2 separate regions of the Homo sapiens genome follow, and region 2 is linked to region 1. The links are chromatin loops, found by intact Hi-C in ENCODE. Cell type or tissue: PC-3. All regions are shown on one strand. Links, peaks and the distances in the headings refer to the core of each region. The heading gives the core; the rest is flanking DNA.

What was found. Hi-C counts contacts between places; a loop is a spot of excess contacts. Peaks named below come from ENCODE experiments on the same cell type or tissue, not always from the same donor. Only the 100,000 strongest peaks of a DNase experiment are listed, where the experiment ranks them.
Region 2: it touches region 1 in a loop (8-fold over the local background); 24 of 110 quality-filtered maps call a loop at or near these places.

The regions. Positions count from the first base shown.
Region 1 is chr11:94,780,376-94,796,530 of GRCh38, reverse strand. AMOTL1 (angiomotin like 1) reads right to left here. Exons shown (of 13, transcript NM_130847.3): 2 at 1,371-1,520. Among named protein-coding and RNA genes, the nearest start is that of AMOTL1, 20 kb to the right of the region's middle. RefSeq lists enhancers at 6,674-7,174, 7,175-7,675. In PC-3, for the core only: CTCF peaks have their summits at 9,579 and 9,779; DNase peaks (open chromatin) are centred at 5,700, 7,910 and 9,810; H3K4me3 peaks cover 1,023 bases; H3K27ac peaks cover 4,701 bases.
Region 2 is chr11:94,888,048-94,904,202 of GRCh38, reverse strand. No RefSeq gene overlaps it. Among named protein-coding and RNA genes, the nearest start is that of CWC15, 77 kb to the left of the region's middle. In PC-3, for the core only: CTCF peaks have their summits at 6,538 and 6,748 (motif pointing right); DNase peaks (open chromatin) are centred at 6,732 and 8,072.

The sequences.
Region 1 (16,155 bases), core at 5,205-13,204:
TCTCTTGCCCCTGGCTCCTTCTCCTTTCAATCCATATTGCATTATGACCTGTCTTCCTCTGCCAGATTCAAACTCCCGGGAGCAGAGAGTTCTGTTTGTTATATTTATGTGTTGCCTCCCCAGTGCCTTGAACCCTGTCCTGATACACAGAAGGCGTTCAGGACATGATTGTTGAGGAAATGAAGGGAGTTTACACACTGGTTCCTGAAGCTCAACTTTGATCATAAGGCTCTCCCTGTCACCCTTACCCCCAAAATCTCACCTCTGTGGCTTCTCTGAACCTCTCTCCTCTGAAAAATGGAGAAACTTTCATATCTGCCTCATAGGAATGTATGTGAAATAAACTGAAATTTATCCCTTACCGTCAAAGAATCAATATTGTAACTGAGATATAAACCCAAAGTTCAACAGCAAAAAAATTTTAAACAATAAAAACAAACTATTAAAACTCTACACAACATGAATTGCCAAATATTTGTAATAAACCATTAACTACCCAAGGAAAGACAGATCAATGTGGGTTGGACTGGTCTGCTCTTTCACTCTACCATATTTACTGAAAACGTGTTATAGTTCAGGCATTGGGACAGGTGCTGGGGTTACGAAAGTAAAGAGGACACAGTCCTCCCCTCAGGGTAACTGATCTGAAAGACTTAATGGAACAAGCACATTCAAATAAAAAAATTTTAAAACATTTTAAAATAAAATGAATACAACTTCAAATCAAAATATATTTCCAAAGGAGAATGATGTATTTGGATGAATAATAAAGGAATAGATCTCAACAAGCATGAAAACTATTGAATTCCCCTTTCACTGAAGTAAGAGAGAGATGAGTTATAAGCATATTTAGCAAGAACCATGACATCCTTCCCTAAAGTGGTTTAAAGATTCCCTCACAGTTTAACCAGTCTCAAAAGCCCTCAAAAAGAGATAGGAAGTTTTTACAAAGGAGACAGCTCCTTCCTTGCTATAGTTCTGAATTACTTCTTTTAACTTCTAAATTATTTGCAAAAAGAGATAAAAACAAAAGCAGAGAAGGAAAAAAGAAATGAGATTCTGAGAAAGGGGAGAAAAAAGTATTTAGGAATCAGAGAAAAACTGAAAATAAGTGGTATAATTCTGAAGTTCCTACATGTTTAGGTATGATGCTCTCAGACAGAGTCACATATTAGAGTAAAGCAGTCTATTAACACCATAGCAAAACATGATTAAAAATAAGGCATCTATGAACAGACAATCAATAATCCAATATGATGATTTAAAAAACAAGATTAGAGAATAAACATCTGAATTATGCAAAAGAGCTAAAGATGAGAAACGTAAGATCATTTTGCTTTTCCAACACAAGTGCCGGTAAAAGGACTTACCAACTTTTTCCCTGATGCTACTGGTTGCCTCCACCGTCAAAGCAGATGTTTCATGCCTCCCAGAATAGAGCTGAAAGTCTGGGGAAAAGTAGGTGGAGTCTTCTAGAACCTGGACAGGACTACTGGGGCTATAACAAGCAGAAGGGGACCCTGGGGGAAAGAAAGCGAAGTGAATATGAGTGCCCATCAAGTCCTCCTTCCTTCCTGTGTGACTCACAAGAACCCACCAGGCATTCTCCCACAGTGTTTCAACTTGGCAGAGGGAGCTCTTTCTTTTTGATTCATAAAATTCCAAAGTTACTATTCAGAATTATCACAAGTCCAGCCACCCACCAAAATGACCCGTGAGGTCAACATAACAGTCCTCAAGACACACTGAGTGAAGGCGCAAATGCTCTAATGTTCTCACACAACCCGGTTCCAAGGGTTGCAGCAGCACCAGCGAAAGTCAAGTCCTCTGCGGGACTGAATGTGTCACAAAGTTCTGAATGGTCAAGGTTGAGGACAGAAAGGAGGGAAGCAGGGAGGCCACTGAAGGAAAGCAAAACAGGAAGAGCAGCTGTCTTTCAAAATACATAAAAGATACAGAAAGGAGTGGTCATTCTGCCACACCATGTGTTAGCAAGAGAATGTGCTCTCTGCCCCACTCAAAGACTTCTGGAGTCTAATGTTACAGTGTGGAGCTGGGGCAATGGGGTCTGGTCTTCTGCCAAGCACTGGCCTTTCAGCTCCAGTTTATCTGCTTCACACACAAACTGGAGTGTGCTTCCTGTTCCAATTAAATGTGACACTGTGTTCAGTCCTTCAGTCACTGAACATGAGATAGTACTACAGTAACACTGATACCGCACACACAACATCCATGGGAACATTCAGCAGGACGGGCCCAGGCTGTTTTCCCTCTCTGCACTGATTCCTCTGCATGGGCACCAAGTTTAAGGCTCTTTTCAGCTAAAGTAACTTATTTTACTCTGGGGAAAGAATCATAGTACTTTTTTAAAAATTAACATCCTTGCTCAAAAGAAAATTCCATTAAAAGAAAAAATCCTGTTTTTCAGCAATGGCTTCCAACTGGTAATTTGAAACTTCTCACTAGGTTTGTTATCTACCCATTTCCCACAAGGCCATAGCTAGTGGTAAGTGACTAATTATTGATACCAAACGACCATAAGATGGGAATGTCCTCATCTCCTTCCTGAGTTTCTTTGCCTCAACATATGAAACAGTATTTGCGTGTGTGCTCACATGTATTACAGGCACATTTTGGACTAGAAAGAGAAAGGATTCTGACAAGAATTTTTTTCTTATAAATTAAAAATAATGTAGTTGTAATGCCCACTTTAAAGATGAACATAAACCGAGTACGGATGATACTATATGAAGATCAGTCTAAAACTACAGTTCCAATGCATGACAGTATCTGTCAGCCTTCTCCTTTTGGCCAACCTACAAAGACTAACCTGAAAAGAAACTCAGCCCCTTTCCGGGCATCATCCTCTACGTCTATAAATCTAGAAGCCTAGGGCTAAAATTAGGAATCATGGATGACCTGGATGCAAAGGCAAGTCCTAATCTGGCTTCCTCTTTCAGGCAGGTGGAAAACAGTGGAAAATGAAAAAGGTACAAGGTGCAATTCTGGCTGCACATTAAAATCACCCAAGAAACTTTTAAAATCTCTGTACCCAGGAACCACCCAGATCTATTCAATCAGAAGCTCTGAGGATAGGGCCTAGGCACCTGTATTTTATACAGCTCTTCCAACAATTCCAATGTGGAGCGAAACTGGGGAAGCTCTAAGCAAGAGGGAGAAGAGCAACAGAAAAACTAAACCCCAAAACACCTTTCTGTGCCTTCATTCCCATCCCTCCTACCAAATCAGAGTAAGAGAGGAGTTGAGAGCCCATATGCTTCGATCAAAGAAAGTGTGATGTTTTCTTAAAATAGACACTGAGTCAGGAATGCCATGTGCCAGCATATTACAACTTCAGATGATTCTATCTAGTCACATGACTAAGAATGTTAAATGAAAACAGAGCAAACTGATAATAAAACTGAGGTCCAACTAAAATATATATGTGTGTGTGTATATATATATGAATATGTGTATAAAGAAGAGTGTAGGGCTGTGTGTGTGTGTGCTTTCAATGTGGAGCTCAGTATGGATCCCAGCACTAAGCCATTCACTGTCACTACAATGTCAGTATGAGTTACTTTTCCACACTTTATCTCATGGTCTGCTAACTAAGAGTGGGTTTAAGAACTCCAAACCACAGAACACTACAAAGAGGGCAATCCTTGAAGCAGGGCCGGAGCACAGAGGACACCAAAGATATGCCTTTTCCCTTCACCACTGTTTCCTCAGTGTCATGAAAGAACTAAAGCATTTCACACACCCCCACACACACCTGAATTCACACTGAAGGACAGGATGCCTAACTATTAAGACATGTCAAAGATCACTTAGGACTTCTTCACACACACCCAGGGTCCTGCACGTCCACTGAGTTACACTCCCACTGCTGCTGACCACTCCTCAGTGCTGAAGAAAGGCTGGAGAGCAGAGCAGATGACAACAGACCCAGCAGATGGACATGCCCAGGTACCATCCACTCGTCTAAAGCCAAGAGACAACCAACCGGCTGAGCTGTCCCAGCACTGACACAGCCTGAAGGAGTCACTTTATTTATTTATTTATTATACTTTAAATTCTAGGGTACATGTGCACAACGTGCAGGTTTGTTACATATGTATACATGTGCCATGTTGGTGTGCTGCAACCATTAACTCGTCATTTACATTAGGTATATCTCCTAATGCTATCCCTCCCCCAGTCCATGTCAGTGTCAGGCCCCGGTGTGTGATGTTCCCCATCCTGTGTCCAAGTGTTCTCATTGTTCAATTCCCACCTATGAGTGAGAACATGTGGTGTTTGGTTTCCTGTCCTTGCGATAGTTTGCTCAGAATGATGGTTTCTAGCTTCACCCATATCCCTACAAAGGACATGAACTCATCCTTTTTTATGGCTGCATAGTATTCCATGGTGTATATGTGCCACATTTTCTTAATCCAGTCTATCATTGATGGACTTCTACTAGGAGTCACTTTAACTGCTAGCTTTCTCACTTGAAAGACAAGGAAACGTGACAGTAATGTGAGTCACAGAGTCTACCCCAGATTCCGGGGCCACACAACAAAAATTTAACAGAGGTCGCAGTTCCATTCTACATGTACCTAATCCTTCCCTGCCTATTTTAATTCACTGTCTTCACTGGGAACTCCTGCAACACAAATTGAGTCTACTTTCTTAGGCAAAATGCAGGGCACATGATCTAAGCGACAAGGTCAAGGATATCTGAAATGAGGAATTGGAAATAAACCTATGGCATGAGAGGGACTGCTGTTTTCTATGTCAAAAGTTCATGGCCAGGAGCGAGAGCTGGGAGAAACCACAGAAGCCTCCCAGATACCATTACCACCCAGAAAGCCCCTGCAGAGCCTGGCTCGGTACCAGGGGCTGAGCAATGGTGCCAGTTTTTAGGGGAGCCCACAGCCTGCCAAGGACCCCCCTGGCTTTACAGTTGTTCTGTGTACAGTGTAGCTGCCTGTAGGGGCTTCATAAAGACCATTCCCATACAAGCACTTCTGGACTTTGTAGGTAACTTTTAGATATCTCTTTCAAACCAGAACCTTATCTAAGAATCACCACTCACAGCTTTAGTATGCATAGGGAAAGTGGCAAAAGCAATGGAAAACAAGCTAAGGTCTGAGTAAAGGAGTCAGCTCTCTGGGGAGTCTCCCACTGGGGAGGAGAAAGTACAGTGCCTAGGGCCCTTAACCTGAAGAAAACCTAAAGATCTGTTTTTGCTGCACTCCACAAAGGATGAAATTCTAACATTCTAGTTTAAGGGTACAACATTTCTGCCTTATGTTGCCTATGACCCATTTCACCAAGAATGGCTCCTTTTTCTTAACAAAATCTGCACGTCATTTGTCAACATGAAAACTCCTTTGCTTCTCTCTCTTTGAGCATGACTGCTTTTTTGGCTTGCTTTTCTGAAGCACTGAAAACTTCCTTCCCATATGGTTTTATGCATTGCTTTCTTTGTAACAGAGGCCTTTAGCTAATGTGACTCTGAGCAAGACTATTTTCCCTACTCAAGAGTGGCAATAACAACGGCTTCATTGTTGAAGGGAAAAAAAATGAATTAAGGTGAATGAAGTGAGTTGTCTGGGGGAGGCAAGAGGAGCAACAGAAACCGTGGTGAGCCACTCCTCTGATTCACCTGCCACTGGAACTACTAATTCCCAAGGGTCAGTTCCTGAATCTGTCCACAGGCCATTAATACAACAGGCTCAAAGTCTCCATGAGGTTTAAACCCTGGAGGACGTGAAACTGTCATTCCGCTATCATACAATACACACAACTAGGAAGTCCCTTGTCCTTAAATTCCACTGCCGGCATGCCACTCCCTTACACATAATGATTTGGACTATAACTTCAGGGTGGAATTTTTGTGGTTTTCAAGGCTGTCTCTAAACAGGGCCCCCTTTAGCTGTGCATAGTCCTGCTGGTCCCCTCAGCATCCCAGCATCCTGTGAACATGTCATCCTCATTCTCCAAGTGCCACCTTCTGGCTTCACATGCACCCCTAACTACTCTAAAGTTCATCCTAGTAAATGTACCTCTTCAGTTTACCGCCTCTAGAACGCCTCTCAACACCATCCCCCATGCCCTGACTGATCTCCCTTCCCTCAACTGTCACCACACTTATGATCTGAGGCACACAAAACTTGTGGTACTTAAATTTCACCTGCCTAGTATTTTGCAGTAGTCATTTAATAGGCTGGTGTTATGGCCCTGGTGAAGTCATTACCCTTTGAAGACAGGCAGTGTACTGTGTACTTGCTAATTTCTGCAAGCATGTAGCATGTAAGACATATGCTTCTTACTACGTGCTGACTGATGGCAAGAACATGGCGGTATTCTCTGGAATGTTCTCAGTACCAAGTAAGAGTTAAAGAAAAGACAAAGATCCCTCCAAAGCCAGTCTCTATGAGAATTCCAGATAATTCCTTGTACCTTTCAGCTCCGTAAGATGAGGGGGCCCTTACTCTCCCCTATGCAGCAAATACTAGTGCTTTCAACTCTACAGGCCAGCGACCCATTCCTCAAAGAGACCACTAACTGCAGAACAACTCCCAGGTGTTATGTCACCAACGGGCAAAGCTTTCTGCCAGCTACATGTAATCCAAAACCTCCTAATGATTTAAAAACAATTTCACTGTCTAGATTACAATAACCTCCTATAACTTTATAACAGAGATTTTAACCACAGCAACAAACAATTCTGTGGCTTCTATCTTACCTTTCAAAGAGCTAAGGAATTTGCTGAGTGTGCCAGCAGCCTCAAAGTTAAATGTAAGCCATCAAGCCTTCTGATTCCGGCAGAACTCGAGGTTTTTCTAGGGAGCCGAATACTCCGCTCAAGGAGAAGGATACCCTGGAAACAATGTTTTCAAAAGGGCTGGAGAACCTATGACCAGTACCTGAAAAATAAGGGCCAGCCTGTTTAGGAGTCCTCATGTGAAACCAAGCCAGCTCATCTGGATTAGCTGATTCACAATCTTAAGGGCAGCACTGACAGGCAGCAGTGCCTCCTCCAAACACCTGCATGCAACACATGTTTTTAAAAAGGAAACAGTGCCGGGCACGGTGGCTCAAGCCTGTAATCCCAGCACTTCGGGAGGCCGAGGAGGGTGGATTACTTGAGGTCAGGAGTTCGAGACCAGCCTGGCCAACATGGTGAAACCCTGTCTCTACTAAAAATACAAAAATTAGCCAGGCATGGTGGCGGGCACCTGTAGTCTCAGCTACTCGGGAGGCTGAGGCAGGAGAATCACTTGAACCCAGGAGGCAAAGGTTGCAGTGAGCCAAGACTGCGCCACTGCACTCCAGCCTGGGTGACAGAGCTAGACTCTGTCTCAAAAAATAAAAATACAGAAATAAATAAAAAGGAAACAGTAAGCTCCACCACTAAACTAAAAGCACTCCCTGGAATATGCTTTCTCACTCTCTTTTCCCCCAAGCAACCATTACCTGAAACCCGAGGTTTGGAGTTGGGGGTTGAGGGGTGGGGTTTACAAGATTCCCAACCCCTACATGGCAGGTCTTTTGAATGGGCATCAAACTTGAATTCTAAACCCTGGACCAATCCATATGTTCCAGAAAACAAGTGAAATCAAGACCCCGACACCTATTTAACTTAGACTCTCTCTGAAAGTGGAATGTGTGTTGAATAACTTCAAACTTGTCTGAAGTTTAACTTTGTAATGCTTACTTAAAAATCTTTGAGATATTATCAATATAAACCAAAATGCAGAGCACATGCTTAACCTTTAAAGTAACAATTGAGTCCAAGAGATCACTGTGAGTGGAGCTATAAATAGCAAGAAATGAGTAAGACTGTCCTTGGCCCTTAGGATTTTACGATTTGGTTCCAGAGACCAACGTGCACACAACTACCCATTTTTATTGCAAAGTATGTTAAAGGAACATACTGCTTTGGAGTTCCATGAGTAATCATTACTACCTGTTGACTGACGGAAGGGACATAGAGCTTCAGTGACAAGGAGAAAGAGATATGTGGGCTGAAATTGAACCGGAGGGAAAATGAGGAGGATGTTAATCCACTGTGGGGTGTGGAGAAGGTGGTAGTGAGGGAAGATCGGCCCAACATGGGAAAAACAAAAGCATAGGACTGGGTTATGAAAGTGTTGTCTCTTTAAGGAATAGAGAGTTCAGCGTAGCTTAGTTATGGGTAAGGAGAAGGGGGTTAAAAGCATGAGTACATTATTTTCCTAACATGTTAGAGCTGGAAAATAAATTAGAGATTAGGTAGTTCAACTTCCAACTATTACCTACCATGTTCCCTTCCTGATAGTCACCTAAGTAAATCCTTTCAATGTTAGGGAACACTGAACTCACTGTCTAAGTCTAGGGGCAGGTTCTATCTACCTTCCATTACAGAAGCCAACCCTGTTCCAGCAGTTAGAACGACCTAGGCTCAGTCAACTGGATGTGCACTGAATCTTGAGGAAATGATGCAAGGACAAAAAGGTGTTGATAAACTACCTGCGATAGCACTATCCCCTGGAGTCCAGGAGCAGCAGCAGTCTCTATGGTGACCTCACCCTAACAAGACAAGTAGCGTATCTCTGGCTGGGTTCCCAGTGGCTATCTGCCTAGATTCCTGCCCATTTTCTGAGCCTTCCAATTAATTTGTGAGCTGCCCGATATATTTCCAATAAATTTCTCTTTTGCTTAAGTTACCCAACGTCACTTTGTGCTTCTTACAATCAAGAATCTCTGATAGACTTATTTTTTTAAGCAATTGTTCTGATTCTCATTCTAGTACAGCATTTTGTTTTGTATCTTTTTTTTTTTTTTTTTTTTTTTTTTTTTTTTTTTTTTTTGAGACGGAGTTTCGCTCTGTCGCCCAGGCTGGAGTGCAGTGGCGCGATCTCGACTCACTGCAAGCTCCGCCTCCCGGGTTCACGCCATTCTCCTGCCTCAGCCTCCCGTGTAGCTGGGACTACAGGCGCGCGCCACCATGCCCGGCTAATTTTTGTATTTTTAGTAAAGACGGGGTTTCACCGTGTTAGCCAGGATGGTCTCGATCTCCTGACCTCGTGATCCGCCCGTCTCGGCCTCCCAAAGTGTTTGTTTTGTATCTTAAGTACTACATGACTTAGCACTATCTGCCTGGAATTATAGTAACTCATGTACATTGCCCTACCTATCCTTGGCACCAACCTTGTGCAAATACCTGTGAAAAAGACTTGTAGTTCCCCGATGTCTTCTTCATCTAGAGGGCCTGTCTACCCTTACAAATCTATGAAACTTTTACTTTGGCACATACTAAATGCTAAAATATATACTAATTATGAGAAAGTCTTTTGAAGCTCTATTCTAGTGCCACTTCCTCCAGGGAGTCATCTTTCCCTCCTCCCCCCAATTTCTATATGCTACTCAGTGCTCCCCAAGCATTCTATGCATACTGATATCATAATGTATTAAATTGCCTGTGTATTTAGTTTCTTTCCCACCCCTCCCCCCTTAACTCATAAGTTTATAACAACAGAGACTGTGTCTTATTCACCTTTGTATCTCCAGTTACTAGCAGAAATAAGATCACAGCAAGTACTCAACACATATTTATTTTACCAATGAATCGTCTGCATATGTTCCTAGTACCGAAGAGTTTCTGACACATCATGTGGACTCAACAAATACATTAGCTTAATAGATATATTCAGATACATTTTAAAATAACTAGTTATAAGCATGTTCTTACTACAGAGCTTAGCTCAAAGTTAAGTTTGCCTTTTTTAAGGCCCTTCAAACTACTCAGGAAACGAAGGTAAAAGCTGTTGCGGGGAAAAAGAGAAAGCCACCTAGTGCTGAAACAGGTTAATTACAAGTGTGCTGTGATCCAATTGCACAAAGGCTTTGTACATAATGTTAGAAGTAACATCTTAAAACTTAAAGTGTAATAATAATAATAAAAAAGAAAAAAAGAAAAAAGAAAAAAGAAGTAACAACCACACAGGGATTCTGTAGCTTGAGCACAAACTCACACTTCAGAGAAAGGCGTGCTCCCCTCCTCCTCAGCCCCCACAGGCAGGTCCTGAGCCCACAGGACTGTGCCCTAAATGCGGCCCTTGCTTGGGCTTCCTCCGCAGGTCTGGGCACCGGGGCAGAGGCAGGAGTCCTCTCTTCTCACTTGCGGTAAATAAAAAAAGGAATATTCCCAGTCCCACCTCTCACACAGAGTCACCGTGAGAATGCAGTGGCAGTATCCATAATAAAAAGGCTTTCTCTACAAAAATAATTTTTAAAATTTAGCCTTTAACATAAAATCCAAAGGTCCTTAAATATCTTGACTCAAATTGTATATAGTAACATTATAATATATATTTTATGTTGATATATTTGTTGCTTAACTTATCTAAAACAAAAAGACTGAAAGTACCTGAACTCGAGATTCTTTTCCTCAGATAAGTTTTAATAAATAAACCCTATATTTAATTAAGTTACTGAAATTTAAATAATCTTTCATCATAACCTGTTTGTTTATACCTATATAGAAGTAAGTATCTCAGGACCACAGTAGTATTCTTTTGGGTGGCTCTGGCACACACTGTGGTCCCACTGAGAGTGAACAAGTATTACCAGCATGTAATACTCAATGCAGACAGTAAGTACTTAATATTTTTTGAACAAAGGAAAACAAACAGGATAGAAAGCTTTAAAATAACCCTCCAGACATGAAATGACAATATGTCTGTATAATTATGCTCTGCAAAGCTCCCTCTCTCACTCCCACTAAGAGAAAGGAGCAGTTCAGATACTTCCTGTCTGCCACGGATTCCTCCAGCTTTCCGGACCCTATTAGTGTGTATTGTTGCAGATGAGTGACACTGGGATATCTGTCAGGCAGCGGCATCCCACAGGGACTGGGACTCTCTCAAGAGGCAAGCACATTGCTTCTAATCACACTCACCCAGCTCCTAAATCAATATGCGTTCATGAATGAATTACATAATTTAAACAACCAATATCTCCAAGAAACTAAACATCCCTTAAGTAATAAAGAGTATAACCAATAAGAGCAGGAGCTACCATTTATTGAGTGCTTATTAGTGCCAGGATGTTATAAAAATCATATTATTTATCACCACTCACTCCCATTTTGTTGATAGTGATACTGAGCTCACAGAGGTTACATAATGCCCAGAGTTACAAAACCAGCCAGCAACACTGCTCCTCCAACAGAAAAGCTCTTTTGACTACACCATTCTGCCCTCCAAAGACCCCTCAATAAATGCAAACTAATTGTAAGTCTTTTTTTTCCCACCAAATTTCTTAGATTAAAATTAGGAGAGTTGTAATGAAATATTCTTAACTTGTGGATAAAGGGGAAAGGTCCTGGGAAAGTTTATTTCTCTCCATGTATGAGGCAGAGAAGGATCCAGAACCATTCTCTTTGTGTTATTTTTTATAAAAGCTTCAGGGAATAACAGGGCACTCCCTGCCAAACACCAGAACACCAAGACAATTGATGAAACCACCCTTCCTCATCACTTCCATCTGGCTGCATATTATTTTCTTTTCTTTTCTTTTTTTTTTTTTGCACATTATTTTCATGGCTGTGTTGCCACTTTAACAATGAATCCCAAACTTACAGTGTGTCAGAAACACTCATGGAGCTTGTTAAAAACCTCACTTCCAAGTCCCCACATCAGACCTGCAACACTGGCTTCACCACAAGTATAGACCAGAAATGATGTTTTTGGACCATCTTTTACAGACAATTTGAATGCAGTCAGGTTTGGGAAGTTTGCACTTCTCTGCCAATATAAGCTCTTACACAACAAACATATACACTCCTGAAAAGTTGTGGTAAACTGAAATTTTGTAAATAAATCACATTTTAAGTACAAAATGTGTTGGATTTAATAAATCCAAAAAATAATGGATAAGTAAAGGAGATTAAACTCTTTCTAGAACTAACCAACCAACCTGCAATAATTCCTTTAGTAATGTGAAGAATACTTCCTATAATTTATTACTTTTCAATAAATTCAGATTTAAAGTCAGTAGTTTTAGTGTCCTATATTTTATATGTGCAAACCTGAATGACTGGGTATGAGAATATGGCTATTTCAGTCACATCTAAAATACTGTTAAACAGAAAAAAGGTGATTATATTAATAACAAAAACTATACACTCATTTCAACAACATGATGAGATAAAGCTGTGAAAATGCCTAGCATACCATACATAAATGCTTGATAAATCTGAAACTCAAAAATCCTCTGCTAAGAATGGGGGGATAATCCTCATAAAGTTGTTATGAGGATTTAAGTGAGTTAATGTGAACCAACTACACACTAGTTGGTTGTAGTGGCCAACTGCAGCCAAAAAGTCCCAGTAATACAAGCAGCTATCTAGTTATAGGGAAGAAAGACACAGAAAGAAACATTACTGAGCATGACATGCTACAAGCATTATCTCAGGTAATCCTCATATTCCTGAGAATTAGGTTTCTTTTTCTCCTTTGTACTATACAAAAACAGGAATGACAGGCCCTGGGTCACAGGGCTCATAGCCATAAGGCTAAGAGGCAAACTCAATTTTGACTGCTCCAAAGCATTCACAGAAAAAAAAAAACAAAACAGATACATGTGATAGTAGGAGTTACAAAGGATCATGGGTCGTTGGCAGCAAAAGGCAGAATTATTCACTCATCCATTTGTCCATTCAGTCATTCATTCCACAAAGATATATGACAGTGAGCATCTGCCATGGGCAAGACAGTGCTAGATATAAGACCCAAATCTGAAAGTCTATCAAGAGAGACAAACACATAAAGCAGAAAACTGTCTAACAGTGCAGAAATAACAGTATCAAGGAAGTGTGGAGTGGTGAGCTGGGATACCAGTGCCCACATTCATCTCAAAGCACACACACAGGATCTAGAACTGTGCTTGGGGCTATACCTACTTCTTTCTCCTCTCTGACCTTCTTGTTTTGGCTCATGATACCCCTTAAAAAATCTGTCTAAAGCAACAGAACTTCTCCCTAGGTCTAGAAGGTTGTACACACATATATTTCGTGTACAATTTCATGGAGTTCACTACAAAGCCCAGTGTAGTAACCCCTAATTTATCATCAGCCATGATGCTGAGAGGGAGACTAACAGGGAAACATGCTGGAAAATAAAATTTCTAGGGACAAATCAACTACAGGCAAATGGACGTAACCAAATACTGCTGGGAATTTTCTATGTGGAGGGTATTGTTCTGTTCTGAACAATTTGTATTAACTCACTCAATCCCCATGAGAACTATATGATGATTATCCCCATTGTTCAGATGAGGATACTAAAGCACTGAGAGTAACTTGACTAGTGCCATACCATCAGTAAAGAATAAAACTATGATTCAACCCCAGCTAGCCTGGCTCTAGAGTCTATGGCTTTTGCCACTGTAGCAACAGTGCCCAAACTTTTTGGTTTTAGGATCCTTTTATACTCTAAAAATTATTGAGGACCCAATGAGTTATTGTTAATGTGAGCTAAATCAATATTTAATGCATTTGAAACTGAAGCTTAGAAAGTATATGTTAATTCATGTAAAAATATCAATAATAAAGCCATGATATGTTACATAAATATTTTTATGAAAAAAAAGTTTTAAAACGAAGTGAGAATTTTTTTATAATTTTGCAAATTCCTTTAATATCTTGCTTAATATAAGACAGCTGGATTCTCATATCTGCTTCTGATTTCAATCTGTTGTTATATAATTTTTGATTGAAGTAAATGAAGAATATTTGTCCTCATACAAATATGTAGTTGGCAAAAGAAAGCGTATTTTAATAGCCTCTTCAGATAATTGTGACTATTCTGTGAAACCACACCAAAACTCAACAACTGGCATTTTCTTGAAGGCAATTGCAACATAAAATATGAAACCCTGCCAGTGGTCTTTTCATGGATACTCCTCTGTACTGTATTACATTAAAATCTATTGGCCTGTCTTTCACTTTGAAGGGAGTTGTTATTTTTTACATATGAATGTAACATCATATGTGGTCATCTGGAAAACAATGGTTCAATGAATTATAGAGATCTTCCATACATTGAAACATTTCAAGTATATAATATCAACAAAATCCCATTTGTTAATATACCATGGATTTCAATCATCAGAAAAGTCTTTTACATATTGGGAAGTTGTCCAGTTCACGGTGGCAGATACAAGTTTCCAAAAATTCCAAAATTAAAATTTCACTTGAAAGCTTGAGTTTTATCCAATTCAGCAAATAGTAGTTTTTCTTGAAGTGACAAGTTCCCTTTATTTATTTTGGAGAAAATATCTACCAAATGCCCAAGCCAGAATAACCACAGTTTGTCAGTTGTTCTTTCAAGTAAATATGGATTCCATGAGAAAAGCATCTAGTTTCATATTTACATCACAATTCCATCACACAAGGGGTTTTTTCAGTTTGCAGCGGAAGCACTTCATGTATCTTCCCATTTCATCACACAGGATGTTAAAAAGACATACTCAAGGTTTGAGATTTAATATAATCATCTGTACTGCCTCAACTAGAACATTCCTAAGTGGAAATGAGCTTTTTTGTTATTCTGAGTATCTGACTAATTGACTGACTACTACCACTGTCTTGATTCATGGTGAGAGTATGTCTTAGCATTATTATGAAGATAGTTTTTTTCTTTTTTTTTTTTTCTTCTTTTTGAGACGGAGTCTCGCTATGTCACCAGGCTGGAGTGCAGTGGCACGATCTCGGCTCACTGCAACCTCTGCCTCCCAGGTTCAAGCGATTCTCCTGCCTCAGTCTCCTGAGTAGCTAGGATTACAGGCATGCACCACCACACCCAGGTAATTTTTGTATTTTTAGTAGAGACGGGGTTTCACCATGTTGGCCAGGATGGTCTCGATCTCCTGACCTCGTGATCCACCACCTCGGCCTCCCAAAGTGCTGGGATTACAGGCGTGAGCCACCGCACCCGGCTTATTATGAAGAGAGTTTTTAGGTCTCAGAGACCTCCTCCCATAGGGTTCCACAGAACATACTTTGAGAAACGTTGTTCTAAATGACACAGCCTCCCCCATGGGGAAAGTCCAAAAGATGTAAAAGTCAAGGAGAATTTTAAGATGAAAATGCTGACAATCAATTGTAACTGAGAATGAGTTATCTCCCTGCCCAGGCAAAGGAAGATGGCCATGGCCCCTGGAAGTCAGTGAAACCTGAAAGAGGCCCTTTGATATAAAGCACTGCTTGAACTCTATTAGTCAGGCGAATGGACCCCTGTTGGTTAAATAAAATGCATCTGGAGAGAGCTAGACGCCCACCCAGAAAACACCTGCACAAGAATGCACCTTCGGGTCCTTGAGGAATTCTTATGAAGGGGAATATAAGCCAACAATGATTATTTCACTAGGGGAAAAAAAGGCTCCATGAGATTAGTTTTAGGTGAGGAGAAAAGAAATTGCAATAACTTGCCCAGCAGGAAGTCAGGTGATCCTGGACAAAGGGAAGGATGTTAAGACATGATGACTGAAGGGGAAAGAGAATGATGTTGTCAAGCCAAAAGACCACACTATTAGAAAGATTTAAAGAACAAAAAAAGATAGAGGAGAAAATATCCACCAAGCAGGAAGAAAGGACATGCCATACTTTCTGTTTTTGTTTGGCAAATCTGCTTTTTAAACAATGTAAGAATCCTGGCTCTGCTGTTGATGAGCTATGTGAACATAAACAAATGGTTTAATTTCTTGGTACCCATTGCCTTATTAGTAAGTGAGAATAATAATAGGGCCTACTACATAGGGCTGTTACGAAGATTAATTGAGACAACAGAAAGGGCTATTAACAGTGTTCCAAGCACATAGGAAGTGCTCGGTAAATTTTAGTTTCTGTTCATGAAGACAGGAAAAGATAACAGGAATCACCCCCGTAAAGTTCACTTTCAAGAGATGATCAAATCAGTGAGCTCTTTAAAATAGAACAGCAGCAAGATGCTCAGGCAGATAAGAGATGAAAGCTTTTAGAGTTTTGTTTAGGTCAGACTATTCAGCTAACAAACTATGCTAAAATTACATTTTCAACTTTCCAAGAATTTGGGATGAGGGAAGACCAATAATACACCATTACTCAGAAAATAAGCTTAAAATGTCCAGTTCTATCAAAGA
Region 2 (16,155 bases), core at 2,830-10,829, 110 kb before region 1:
CAACAAAGTCTCAATGACAGCACATCTGTTTACAGCATAGCTTACTGAATATTTCAAGCCTACTGTCGAGACTTACTGCTCAGAAAAGGAAATTTCTTTGAAAATATTACTGCTCATTGACAATGCACCTGACCACCCAAGAGCTCTGTTGGAAACATACAAGGAGAGGAATGTTGTTCTCATGCCTGCTGACACAACATCCATTCTGCTGCCCATGGATCAAGTTCTAATTCCAACTTTCAAATCTTATTATTTAAGAAATTCATTTTGTAAGCCTATCACTGCCATAGGTAGTGATTATTTTGATTGTTCTGAGCAAAGTAAATTGAAAATCTTTTGGAAAGAATTCACCATTCTAGGTGCCATTAAGAACATTCATGATTCATGGAAGGAGTTCAAAATATCAAAATTAACAGGAGCTGGAATAAGTTGATTCCATTCAATCCTCATAAATAACTATGAGGAGCTCAAGACTTCAGTAGATGTAAGTGTGCAGCTTTATTTCTGAGTTTTCTATTCTGTTTCGTTGGTGTATGTGTCTGTTTTTGTACCAGTACCATGCTATTTTGGTTACTATAGTCTTACAGTATAGTTTGAAGTCAGGTAGTATGATTCCAGCTTTGTTCTTTTTGCTTAGGATTGCTTTGGCTGTTTGGGCTGTTTTTGGTTCCATATGAATTTTAGAATAGTTTTTTCCTAATTCTGTGAAAAATATCATTAGTAGTTTGATAGAAATAGCATTGAATCTGTAAATTGCTTTGGGCAGTATGGCCATTTTAATATGATTTTTTCCAATCCATGAGCATAAAATGATTTTCCATTTACTTGTGTCATCTCTGATTTCTTTCAGCAGTGTTTTGTACCTCTCCTTATAGAGATCTTTCACCTCCTTGGTTAGCTGTATTCCTAGGTATTTCATATTCTTTGTGGCTATTATAAATGGGGTTGTTATCTTGATTTGAATCTCTGCCTGGACATTATTGGTATGTAGAAATGCTACTGATTTTTGTACATCGATTTTGTATCTCAAAACCTTACTAAAAGTATCAGTTCTAGTAGCCTTTTGGCAGTCTTTAGGGTTTCTAGATATAGAATCATATCATCAGTGAAGAGAGATAGTTGGACTTCTTCTTTTCTTATTTGGATGCCTTTTATTTATTTCTCTTGCCTGATTGCTCCGACCAAGACTTCCAGCACTATGTTGAATAGGAGTGGTGACAGTGGGCATCCTTGTCTTGTTTTGTTTCTCAAGGGGAATGGTTCCAGCTTTTGCCCATTCAGTATGATGTTGGCTGTGGGTTTGTCATAAATGGCTCCTATTATTTTGTGGTATGTTCCTTCAGTGCCTAGTCTGTTGAGGGTTTTTATCATGAAAACATTTTCAATTTTATCAAAACCTTTTTCTATATCAATTGAGATGATCATATGGTTATTGCTTTTAATTCTGTTTATGTGGGGAACCACATTTATTGATTTGCATATGTTGAATCAGTCTTGCATCTCTGGAATAAAGTGTACTTTATCATGGTGTATTAACTTTTTAGTGCTGGATGGTGCTGCTGAATTCTGTTTGCTGGTATTTTGTTGAGGATTTTTGCATCTATGTTAATCAGAGATATTGGTCTGAAGTTTTCTATTTTCATTTTGTCTCTGCCAGATTTTGGTATCAGGCTGATTAGGGAGGAGTTGGAGAAGAGCCCCTCCTCCTCAAGTTTTATGAAATAGTTTCAGTAGGATCTGATCTTCTACAAGGCTGACAGAAACAAGCAATGGGGAAAGGACTACCCTATTCAGTAAATGGTGCTGGGATAACTAGCTAGCAGAAGAATGAAACTGGATCCTTGCCTTTCACCATATACAAAAATTAACTCAAGATGGATTAGCAATTTAAATGTAAGATCTCAAACATAAAAATCCTAGAAGATAACCTGGGAAATACCCTTCTCAACACTGGCCTTGGCAAACAATTTTTGGTTTTCCTCAAAAGCGATTGCAACAAAAACATATATTGACAAGTGGGAAATAATTTAACTAAAGAGCTTCTACACAGCAAAATAAACTATCAATAGAGTAATAACTAACAGTAAACTATTGTTCTATCAACCTACAGAATGGGAAAAAATATTTGCAAACTATGCATATAACAAAGGCCTAATATCCAGAACCTTTAAGGAACTTAAACAATTGAACAAGCAAAAACCAAATCATCCCATTAGAAAATGGGCAAAGGACATGAATAGACAGTTCTCAAAAGACCACGTTCAAGCCGCTAGCAAAACATGGAAAAGTGTTCATCATTGCTAATCATCAGAGAAATGCAAATCAACACCCCAATGAGATACCATCTCACACCAGTCAGAATGGCTGTCATTAAAAAGTCAAAACACATACTGGTGAAGATGCAGAGAAAAAGTAATGCTTACACACTGTTGGTGGGAATGTAAATTAGCTCAGTCACTGTGAAAAGCCACTTGGAGATTTCTCAAATAACTTAAAATAGAGCTACCATTCAACCCAGCAATCCCATTACTGGATATATACCCAAAGGGAAATAGATCATTCTACCAAAAAGATATATGCACTCATATGCTCTTCACCACACTATTCACAGTAGCAAAGGCCTGGACTCAACCTAAGTGCCCATCAATGGTGGATTGGATTAAAAAATGTAGTACATATACACCATGGAATACTATACAGCCATAAAAAGAATGAAATCATGTCCTTCACAGCAACATGGGTAGAGCTGAAGGCCATAAACCTAAGTGAATTAATGTAAGAGGAAAAAACCAAATACTGCATGTGATTACTTATAAGTGAGAGGTAAACATTGAGCACACATGGACATAAACATGGGAACAATAGACAATGCAGACCACTAGAATAGAGAGGCAGAGATGGGGGTGTGGGTTGAAAAGCTACCTATTGGGTACTACACTCACTGTACATGTAGCCTCATATCTAAAATAAAAGTGGAAACTAAAAAAAGTAAAAGACTTCGGTGGAGGAAGTCACTGAAAATATAGTGGAAGTAGCAGGAGAACTAGAATTGGAATTAGAAGTGGAGCCTGAAGATCTGATTGAATTGCTGCAATCTCATAATACAACTTGGATAAATGAGTTGCTTCTTATGCATAAGCAAAGAAAGTGGTTCCTTGAGATGGAATCTGTTGGTGAAAATGCTGTGAAATTGTTGAAATGCCAACCAAATATTTAGAATATTATATAAACTTAGTTGATAAAGCAGTGGCAGGATATGAGAGGGTTGACTTTGATTTTGAAAGAAGTTCTACTGTGGGTAAAATGCTGTCAAACAGCGTGACATGCTACAGAGAAATCTTTCATGAAATGAAGTCAATCAATGCAGCAAACCTCATTGTTGTCTTATTTTAAGAAAATGCCACAGACACTCCAATCTTGAGCAACTACCACCCTGATCAGTCACCAGCCATCAACATCAAGGCAAGACCCTCAACCAACAAAAAAAATACAGCTTGCTGCATGCTCAGTTAATTAACATTTTCTAGCAAAGTATTTCTAATTAAGGCATGTACGTTGTGTTTTTAGACATGTTATTACACACTTAGTAGGTTAGAGTGCAAACATAACTTTTATATGCATTGAGAAAACAAAAAATTTGTGTGACTTGATTTATGGCAGTATTTGCTTTATTGTGGTGGTCTGGAACCAAACCCACAATATCTCCTTGTATTGCCATCTTAACAATTTTAAGTCTTTGGATCCATAAACACAGTACATTTTCCTATTTATTTAGGCCTTATTTAATTTCTTTCAACAATGTTTTGTAGTTTTCAGTATAAAAATCTTACAATTATTTTGTTATATTTATTCCTAAGTAGTTTATTCTTCTTGATGCTATTGTATATAGAATCATATTCTTAATTTCATTTTCAGCTTATTTATTGCTGGTATATAGAAATACTATCAATCTTTGTATATTTATCTTCTATCCTGCACCTAGCTAAACTCATTTGTTAATTTTAATATTTGTTTTTGTGATGGTGGATTACTTAGAATATTCTATATACATGATCGTGTCATTTGTGAACAAAAATAATTTTACTTCCTTTCCAATCTGGATGTCTTTTATTTCTCATTCTTGCCTGATTGCCCTGGCTAGAATACAATATTGAAGAGATGTGGCAAGATCTATCATTCTTGTCTTGTCCATAATCTTAGGGAAAAAGCATTTATTCTTTCATCATAAGTACAATGTTAGCTGTGGACTTTTTTTTTTTTCGTAGTTCTTACAGGTTGAGGAAGTTTCCCTTCTATTCTGATTTTGTTTAGTGTATTTTTCATGAAAGGGTGCTAGATTTTGTCAAATGCTTTTTCTACATGTATTTAGATGATCATGCTGTTTTTGTCTTTTGTTCTACTGATATGGTTTATTACATTGATTGCTTTTGAATTTTGAACAACCTCGCATTCCTAGAATAAACCTCAGTTAGTCATGGTATATAATCCTTCTTAAAGGTTGCTGAATTTAGTTTCCTAGTATTTTGTTGAGGATTTTTGCCTCCATATTCAAAAGCGATATTGTTCTGCAGTTTTTTTTTTTTCTTGTGATGTCTTGGTCTGGTTTTGGCATCAGGGTAATACTAGCCTCATGGGATGAGTTGGGAAATGTTCCCACCTTATTCATTTTTTGGAAGAGTTTGTGAAGGATTGGTATTAACTCTTTTTTAAATGTTGGGTAGAATTCATCAGAGAAGGCATCAAGTTTTTAGTATATTCACAGAGTTGTGCAAAACTCACTAGAATTTAATTTTAGAGCATTTCTGTCACTCCCCAAAGAAACCCTGTAGTCACTAGCAGTAACACCTCACTTCCCTCAGCCTCAGGCAACCACTACTTTATTTTCTCTCCTTGTAGATTTGCCTATCCTAGACATTTTATATAAGTTAAATCATATAATATGCAGCACTTTATGACCAGTTTCTTTCACTTAGAAGACTGTTTTCAAGGTTCATCAATCCGTGTGTCACTACTTCATTCATTTTAGCTGCTGAATCGTATTCCACTGCATGAATATACCACATTTTGTTTATCGTCTGTTGAGAGACATTTGGGTTGTTCTCACATTTGCCTATGATAAATAATCCTGCTATGAACATTTGTGTAAAAGTTTTTGTATGGATTAGCAATGTTTTGTTTTTAAAATGATATTTGCAGCAGATTTTTATCTAGCACTTTAGTTGTTTTCATCAGCTGAATTGCCAGAAACATAAATCAAATTTTGCTTTTCTCACTGAGCTTGTACTACCTAATTGGAGCAAGGAATGTGGTCAAAGGATGTGGTGGCCTAGCATAAAGAGAATCTCTAGCAGTTTCATACCTGAGGGCTTTATGCAGGGGAATACAGGACCCTAAATAAAGGAACAAAGAAATCCATCCATCCATCCATCCATCCATCCATCCATCCATCCATCCATCCATATACTTCATTCATTCATTAACTAATAGTTTTTGAGCATCTACTGCATATGGGCCAGGCCCTGTGTGAGGGAGGCTGAAAATTCAAATGAATGTAAGACAGACCTGGTCTCTACCTTCTGAGAGCTTACATTTTAACAGAAAACAACCAAACAGGCAAATTTCCACACAGTATGATAGCTACAATGCAAATGGAAGAACAGGGGCCTATGGGAGCAAAGAGGAGGGCTCACCACCCAGTGGGGAGAGGGCCGGAAGTCTTCCCAGAGGCAATGGGAGCTACAGAAGAACTTCAATTGTGTATTGGTGAGGTAGGGGGTTGATGTGGGGGTGAAACTACCCTGCAACATTGAGTTCTTTATCTAGGAACCCTGATGGAGCAATGAATTTCAAAACCCGGGTCCATCTTTTGATAGAACTGCCCAAAATGAGTTTAACACGGTGCTTGGCAGACACAGAACAGGTGCTCTGTGTGTGTGTGTGTTTGTGTGTGTGTGTATACACACATATATACATAATGAATCCACGGTAAACCTAACTGTACACCCACCCCAGTTCATTGTAATCTAGGTGTCTTCCTAGATTTGCAAACCGCTGATAAGAGATTTTTCTTTTTCAAGAGCAGAGATGAATTAGAGAATATAAAGCTTGTTCTTCAAATCAGTTATCTAAACTGCAGGGCTGTCCAGTAGAAATTTCTGTGATGACAGAAACGTTCTAGACTTGTGATCTCTTACATGATAGTCACTAGCCACAAGTAGCTACTGAGTGCTTGAAATGTGGCTAGTGTGACCGAGTCACTCAGTTTTAAATTTTATTTAATTTTAATTAATTTCAATTCAAGCAGTCAGATGTGACTAGTGGCTACCGTGTTGAATAGAACAGCAGAAACACTGTTGCTACTAAAAGTGCATTATGAATGCACTTTTCAAAGAGCTTTACCTCTCTTATCCCTTATTGTCACTTGATCCTCACAACAGTCCTGTGAAAGATGTATACCAGGCACCATTCATCTCATTTTACAGATAAGGAATCTGAGGCCCAGAGAGGTTCCCAGCTAAAGACTGATCTGGGCCTGGAGTCCTGGGATCCTGAACAATTAAGGAGACTGGTGTTCTTGCCCTCCAGCCATCAGAGGATGACTGTAAGGCCCAAATAATGTCTTGTCTCATTGCTATGAGTGTATAAAGGATTGAGCAGATGCCTGGAGCTAGCATTGGAGTAGCAGAATTTCCAAGTCCAGATCCTAGGGAGAATGGTGGTCATTCCCATGATGGGCCACTAGAGGGGGCTTGCTGCTCTAACACGAGGTTATTTCTTTTTAGTTATTACCTTTATAGTTCAGGGTGCCAAGACTTTGCAGCACATCTTTTCAAGGTGGAACAGATGGTTAACTTCTTGGCAATATTTCTATGTCATTTGCAGATGTTGGCTCAAAAATACCTTTCCTTGAGGTCCAAATGTACTGATTAAGTTCAGTTTTTTGGCCTAAAGTTATTTAGAGGCAAATTTCCAAAATATCATTAAGCCTTACCAGCCATTTTCTGAAAGCAGGCTTGAATAGGAGGAAAAAAGAACAAGTGAGTAATGGGAAGAGGAACAGAGTTGTGAAGAGGTAAAATTTATGGAAAAATTAGGTCACTGAAAAAGGAGAAGAGGAAAATGAAGATAAGCCTTATTATTAGTTTAATTCCTCTTTCACTGTAACAAGAAAAACACACAAGAATTTAAAGGCACTCCAATTATCTTACCTGTGGCTGGATAGGGAGGACTGCATGTCCCCCTGGGACAAGGCCACAGTCTCTGATTTTTAATACTTCCATCTTATCCCAAGAGGAGACACTCTCCCCCAGGACTTAAGCAACACTTCTTGCCTATTTTCCTGTTCAAAATTATAAACAAGGTAGACAGGGAGGCAACACTGCTTGCATTCTATCAGAAACTGAGCCTTGGATTGCCCGATGACCTGCCCAAGACCACTGAGCTAGTAAATAGGAGAACCAGATTTACAGCCGGGTCTATGTGACTTAGCCTGACAATGTACAGTTGTGCAGGTTATTCTCTATCTAGTAGCAGGAAGTGACATGTACATAGGTATCTCCATATATATATATATATATATATTCGCTATTTTCCAGCAAATGGCAATCAACTGACTTGAGGGAGGAATACCCATTGTCTAATTTGCAAAAGATACCATTTGAGCTCTCAGTAGCCCTGGTATGGCTGCTGTCACTCCTCTATCCACAAGGAAGCGAAGCTATGACAGGCTGTTCCAAAAGCCCAGGAACTCAGCCTTGAGGGCTGCTCCTGCTCAGTCAGCGTCCTCATGCACATTTGTGCAGACTAATTTCAAGGTCTACTGAGAACCTTCTGACTCCAAGCCAGGCCTTTGGGTACGGAAAGAGGCTAGAGGTCAGAGAAAGATGCCATTGGTGAAGAAGAATTTGAAAAAAAAAAATCTACCAAACAAGAACAAAAAATCCACTCCCTCTTGACCAGGAAGGAGCAGAAGCACAGTAGGGTGACAAAAATACATGGACTCTAGAGCCAGCCAGACAGTGGGTCAAATCCAGGCTCCGTTACTCACTAGCTGGTTGACAGGCAGTGAGTCACCTTATTTCTCTGAGCCTGTTTCCTCATCTGTAAATGATGGGTGGTTGGCTGCATGCTCTTTCAAAGGTTGTTGTGATGATTAAATGAAATAATACATGTAGAGGATCTGACATGGTACCAGGCATGGTCAGGGTTTTTTAAAATTCAGCCACTGTATTGCTATTTGATGTCAGGTCAGCAGTCAGAGATGTCAGCCTGGAGGGCTGGGCTGGGGATAGAGAAGTCGCAGACGTAGAGCCAAGAAACCCTCTGCATTCCTGGTTGTAGCCCAAAGAGACTAGGCAGCTGGGGGAAAACTGGCCATCCACGCATCCCACCCTCAATTATTAACAGGAGGGTTTGGGAAGAAATGATCTGATATGGGTGCTAAGCATCCCTGCAAGTTTCCACTAGATATGCCAAGAACACAAGTCCCTGAGTGCTCTTTACCCAGATCATTTCTCAGAGTTGTGTTTGCAGCCAGCAGTCTTGAGGGATGAGGTAATGTCTTCCTTTGGACAACGAGCAGGCTTGCTTACCACTCATTATAAAAGCAGTAGATTTCTTAAACTCAGTGTCCCTCAGCAATAATGCAAACTCACTGCATGTATAGCATCTACCAGGGGCCCCCTGCATTGCCCTGTATGACTTGGGGGAATGGAAAACTGATGCCAACATGGTACTCATGCTGCTGGCTATGTTATGAATAACAAAGAGACCTAGGAGTATCATGTCTTCCAAAAACATTCATAACACATTAACAAACTTGCTTATTACTTTGGAAGTAGGGTAAAATTCCAGACCCTGATGGGAGACTTTCAGAATCTTCTGGTTCAGAGGAGGGACTACAGGAACTTGTCATTTAAAAACTTTTAATTTTGAAGTTGCATTTGACTATCAAACACATGAGGGGTTGGGTAAAAGAAAAAGAATTTATTGAAATCTATTAAAATACCTGCCCCTCTCCCTAAAAGTCCCCTTTGACATTAACATAGCCTTGGATGGGACTTTATGAGTGCAGGCAGGCAGGGGAGTTGGATCAGGAGTTGTACCCCTGGTCAGGCTACCAGCTCTATCCTACAGGGTGGCTTTGGCTTGAGGGGTGGGGTGCAACAGTATATTAATGATGGAGTATACAGTTTCTCCTACCTCCTGGGAATAGAGGGCTGAGGCTGAGTGGCTCAAATTTTAAGAGATTTCAAAATTAAGTTACTGATCTTTAGTATTATTAAAGAAGAGCTGAAATTGGGGATTTTAAGTCACAAACAACAAGGATCTTCTGTTTCTATTTTATTAACCATGTTGTATGTATACTTTGCTGGTAGCCCCCTCAATTCCTTGTGGAAAAGATAAAAGATAAAAAACAAGCAAGCAAGATCAAGATGGCTGATGGACCACCCAACACTTGCCTTCTCTACAAAGAAGGATCAAACAACAAATAGATAACCACACATTAAATACAGCATCTAAGAATTCAGCAAAGAAGAGATAAAGACACTCTGAGGCATGGAAACTTGAGATGTATAGGATGGGAAGTAAAGCAGCCAGCCAGAACTGGCTTGGAGCTGAGAGCCCCCTGCCCCCTTATTGCAGGAAAAAGGTAGGCAGGAGATCCCCAGCAGTCCACATTCCCACCACAGACACCTGAAATCCTGACTACAGGAGAGCGCCACAGCCCTCACAGGCCCTGAGCCTGATATAGGGAGCTTCCCGGACTCCACATGACTGCATTGCCCCAGAGTGGGAATCTACATCAGGTGCCCCTCACCCTTTGGGACCCAGGCTGCTACAGTATGGTACAATTTTAAGAGCTGAGCCACCACCAAACTTCATCTTGACCTGAGCCCCAATAGCCCCCTGCCTCTCCACACCACTGGGACACCAATGATATCCACCCTATCACTCATCCAAAGAGCTGCAGCATTATGACACTAGCTGGACCCAGTGGTGAATTTGTGTTGCTGGCGTCTAAGCCCATTCAGTGCCCTACCTCCTGGGTAACAGGTGGTCCAGCACATCAGGGAAGCTGCCCACAGGATATAGGAAGGCAAAGCATGGGCTCCTCAGAACCCGAGAGCCACTTGCCTGGAGCTACCACTGCTAGCAGTGATCCTGCCCCCTGCAGTGTCAGGGCTACTATATGCCCACGTGTGCCCCACCCGGGACGAAAGGATAAGCCTGCCCAGGGGCCCCAACCCCAGAAAAATTACCTGATGGCTTCCACAAACACAGACTAAGCCACTGAGGAGCTCGCAGACACCACTGATGTTGGATACAGCCAAAGAAATCATACAAAGACTATACTACTGTGTTCACCCAGAACCAAAACCAAAGTGCCCCAACCAACCAACACTATAGATACATCTATGGGAAAACATCTTTTCCTACAAAAGCTACTCCATCAAATTGGAAGAAGTGACTGTTACACTATATGTGCAGATGTCAACATAAGGACACACAAAAAAATGAAAATTCAAGGAATATGACACCTCCAAAGGAACATAATTCTCCAGTAACAGACCCCAAAGAAAAGAAAATCTATGAAATGCCTGGAAAGGAATTCAAAATAATAATCCTAAGGAAACTTAGTGAGATATGAGAACACAGGTAGATAATACAAAAAAAAAAACATGAAAACAACTCATGATCTGAATGAGAAATCCAATCGAGATGTATATAATTTTTAAAAAACCAAGCAGAATTTTGGAGCTGAAGAATTCAATGAATAAAATGAAAAATACAATGGATAGCTTCAACAATATACCACATCAAGCAGAAAAAAATTTCTGAACTCACAGTTCTTTTGAAATAACCCAATTTGACAAAGAAAAAAGAATAAAGAAGGCCTACATGACATATAGAACACCCTTATGCAACAAATATTCACATTTTGGGAGTTCCAGAGGGAGAAGAGATAGGAAAGTGCATAGAAAACCTATATAATAAAATAATAGCTGAACAGTTCCCAAGTCTTCAGAGAGATACATCTAAATACAAGAAGCTTAAAAGATTCCTAAATAGATTCAACCCAAAAAGGTCCTCCCAGAGGCATATTACACTTAAACTATGAAAAGTCAAAGACAAAGAGGATTCTAATAATAGCAAAAGAAAATAATCAAGTCACATGTAAGAGAATTTCCACCAAACTAACAGCATATTTCTAAGAAGAAACCTTATAGGCCAGGAGATAATAAAGTCAAAGTGGTTTTTGTTTTGTTTTGTTTTGTTTTTAAAAAAACCCTGCCAGCCAAGAATGCTACACAGAGAAAGCTATCCTTCAGAAATGAAAAAGAAATAAACTCTTTTCTCAGACAAAAACTGAGGGAATTTAACACCACTAGACCAGTCCTACAAGAAATGCTTAAGTGAGCATCTGGAAACAAAAGAACAATATCTATCCTCATGAAAACACACAGAAGTATAAAACTCACTGGTAGAACAGATATACAAGTGAGAAAAAAAGAATCAAATGTTATTATTATAAAAAACTACCAAGCACAAAAGATAAACAATAAGAGGAAGAAAAAGAAAATGATATGCAAAACTATCAGAAAATAATTAACTAAATACAGCAGTAAGTCCTCATCTGCCAATAGCAACCTTACATGTAAATTGTTTAAAGCTCTCAGCTAAAAGATATAGACTGGCTGAATGAATTTTTAAAAAGCAAGACTCAACTATATGCTGACTGCAAGAAATTCACTTCACCTGTAAAGACACACAGACCGAATGTGAAGGGATGAAAAAAGATATTCCATGCAAGCAGAAAAAAGTGTGCAGGAGTAGTTACGCTTATATCAGACAAAGTAGACTTTAAATCAAAAGCATAAAAAGAGGCAGAAAAGGCCATCATATAATGATAAAGAGATAAACTCAGCAAGAGAAGATAGCAATTGTAAATTATGTGCACCCAACATCAGAGCACCCAGATATATAAAGCAAATGTTATTAGAGTTAGAGATACCTCAATACAATAATAGTTGGGGACTTCAGCACCCCACTTTCAGAACTGGTTAGCTCATCTAGACAAAATCAACAGAAACATGAAACTTAAACTGTACTATCAACAAAATGAACCTAACAGACATTTATAGAACATTTCATCCAACAGCTGCAGAATACGCTCTTTTCATCAGCACATGAACATTCTCTAGGATAGACTGTACGTTAGGCTACAAAACAAGTCTCAACAAATTTTTAAAAACTGAAATTATATCAAGTGTCTTTTCAGACTACAATGTACCAAAACTGAAAATCAATAATAAGAACTTTGGAAGTTGTACAAATAATTAAAAGTTAAACAACGTGCTCCTGAACAACCAATGGGTCTATGATGAAATTGAGAAAGATATCAAAACATTTCTTAAAACAAGTGAAACTAGAAACACAACATACCCAAACCTATGAGATACATCAAAATCAGTACTAAGAGGGAAGTTCACAGCAAATGCCTACATCAGAAAAGTGGAAAGATTTCAAATAAACAAGCTAACAATGCACCTCAGGGAAGTAGAAAAAAAAGAACAAACCAAACCCCAAATTAGAAAGAAAGGAATTATAAAGATCAGAGAAGAACTAATCAAAAAAGAGAAATAGGAAAAAATGCAAAAAGATACATAAAATGAAAAGTTGGTTTGCTGAAAAAATAAACAAAATTGAAAAATCACTAACTAGATGAAGAAATAAGAGAGAAGGCCTAAATAAAAAACATCAGAGAAAAAGGAGACCTCATAACTGATACCACAGAAATACAAAGTTTCATCTGAGACTATTATGAACAACTGTATGTCAACAAATTGGAAAACCTAGAAATGGATAAATTCTTGGGCAAATATAACCTACCAAGATTGAACCATGAATAAATAGAATATGTGAACAGACCAATAATAAGTAACAAGATTCATTCAGTAATAAACAGTCTCCCAATAAATGCCCAGGAGTGGACGGCTTTACTGCTGAATTCTATCAAACATTTAAATAAGAAGTAACGCCACTTCCTCTCAAACTATTCCCAAAAAATGAAGAGATAGGAATTTTTTTTTAATTCTACAAGGCCAGTATTACCCTAATACCAAAACCAGACAAAGACACAATAAAAAAGAAAATTACAGGCTAATACCCCTGATAAACATAAACACAAAAATCTCCAATAAAATACTAGCAAACTAAATCCAGCAGCACATCAAAAAGATAATACAACATGATCAAGTGGGATTTATCCCAAGGAAACAAGGGTGGTTCAACATACACAAATCAATAAATGTGATACATCAGCAGAATGAAGGACCAAAATCATATGATAATCTCAATAGATGCAGAAAAAGCATTTGATAAAATCCAACATTCTTTCATCTTAAAAAAATTCTCAGAAAATTAGGCACATTAGGAACATACATCAGCACAACAAAAGCCATATATGACAAGCCCACAGCTGACATCATACTGAACAAAGAAAAGGTAAAAACCTGAACAAGACATAAATGCCTATTTCCACCACTTTTATTCAACATAGTAATGAAAGTCCTAGCCAGAGCAATTAGGCAAGATAATAAAATAAAGTGCATCCAAATTGGAAAAGAATAAGTCAAATGGTTCCTCTTTGCAGACAACATAATCTTACATATAGAAATACCTAAAGACTCTACCAAAAAAAAAAACAACAACAACACCTTTCAGAACTGATAAATGAACTGAGAAAAATTGTGGGATACGAAATCAACATACAAAAATAGTATTTCTATATACTAATAACAAATTGGCTAAAAAAGATTTCAAAAAGGCAATCTCATTTATAATAATTATCAAAAAAAGACTTAGGAATAAATTTAACCAAGGAGGTGAAAGATCTCTATAATGAAAATTACAAATCACTGATGAATGAAATTAAAAAGGATGCAACAAACTAATACATGAACAGAAAACCAAATACCACGTTCTCATTCATAACTGGGAGTTGAACAATGAGAACACATGGACACAGCGAGGGGAATAACACACACCAGGGCCTGTTGGGGGGTCGGAGGGTGAGGGGGTGGAACCTAGATGATGGGTTAATAGGTGTAGCAGACCACCATGACACATATACACCTATGTAATAAACCTGCACGATCTGCACATGTATCCTGGAGTTTAAAGTAAAATAAAAATAAATAATTTTAAAAAATTAAAGAGGATATCAAGAAATAAAAAGCCACTCCATGCTCATGGATTAGAAGAATTAATATTGCTAAAATGACCATGCCGCCGAAATCTACAGGTTCAATGCAATCCCTATCAAAATACCAATGACATTCCTTTTTTTTTTTTTTTGATGGAGTCTTGCTCTGTCACCCAGTCTGGAGTGCAGTGGCGCTATCTTGGCTCACTGCAAGCTCCACCTCCCAGGTTTATGCCATTCTCCTGCCTCAGCCTCCCGAGTAGCTGGGACTACAGGCGCCCACCACCACACCTGGCTAATTTTTTTTGTATTTTTTTTAGTAGAGACAGGGTTTCGCCATGTTAGCCAGGATGGTCTCAATCTCCTGACCTCATGATCTGCCCGCCTCAGCTTCCCAAACTGCTGGGATTAGAGGGTGAGTCACCGCACCTGGCCACCAATGACATTCTTTACAGAAATAGAAAAGCAATCTTAATATTTGTATGGAACCACATAAAAACCGAAATTGCCAAAGCAATACTGAGCAAAAATAGCAAAGCTAGAAGCCTAACACTACCTAACTTCAAAATATACTACAAAGCTAGTATAGTAACCAAAACAACATGGTATTGGTATAAAAACAGACACATAGACCAATGGAACAGAATAGAGAACCTAGAAATCCATGTGTTTACAGCCAACTGATTTTTGACCAAGATGCCAAGAACATACACTGGGGAAAAGACACCCTCTTCAGTTGCTGGTGCTAGGAAAACTGGATATTCTTATGCAGAAGAATATGTACCACCACATACAAAAATCAACCCCAAATGGATTAAAGACATAAATGTAAGGCTTAACACTGTAAAACTACTGGAAGAAAACATAGGGAAAATGTGTCACGGCATTTATCTAGGCAAATATTTTATGTGTAAGACTTCAAAAGCACAGACAACAAAAACTAAAATAGACAAATGGGACCATATCAAACTAGCAAGCTTCTGCACAGCAAAGGAATCAACAGAGTAAAGACACAATCTGTAGAATGGAAAAAAGTATTTGCAAAGTAGACATCTGACAAGGGACTAATATTCAAAATATATAAGAAAATCAAACAACTCAATTGCAAATAAAATTCAAATTGAAAAATGGGCGAAGGATCTGAATAAACATTTCTCTAAAAAAGACATACAAATGGCCAAGTATACAAAAAACACTTCTAAACATATCATCAGGGAAATACAAATCAAAACCACAATGAGATATTATCTTACCCCAGTTAGAATGGCTTTTATCAAAAAGACAAAAAAAAATGCTGGTGAAGATATGGAGAAAAGGGACATCTTCTACATTGTTGGTGGAAGTGTAAATTCATTACAGACATTGTGGAAAACAGTATGAAGTTTTCTCAAAAAAATATATAGAACTACCATATGATCTAGCAATCTCACCACTGGTATTTATCCAAAGGAAAAGAAATAGATATACTAAAGGAATACCTGCACCCCATGTTTATCATGGCAGTATTCATGATAGCCAAGACATGGAATTAACCTAAATGTTCATGAGCAGATGAATGGGTAAAGAAAATGTGGCACATATATGCAATGGAATACTATTCAGCCATAAAAAATGAAATCCTGTCATTTGCAGCAAGATGGATAAGCCTAGAGTTCATAGTTAAGTGAATTATAATTAAGTGAAATAAGTCAGGCACAGAAAGATAAATATAGTATGTTCTCACTCATGTGGCGGCTAAAAAAGGTCAAGCTCATTGAAGTAGAGAACAGAATTGCAGTTATTAGAGGCTAGGAAGGGGAAGGGGAAAAGAAAGGCTAGAAAGAGGTTGGTAAACGAATACAAAATCACAGGAATAAATTCTAGTGTTCTATAGCACTGTATGGTGAATGTAGTTATCAATAATTTATTGTATATTTTCAAAAAGCTAGAAAAGAGGATTTTGATTG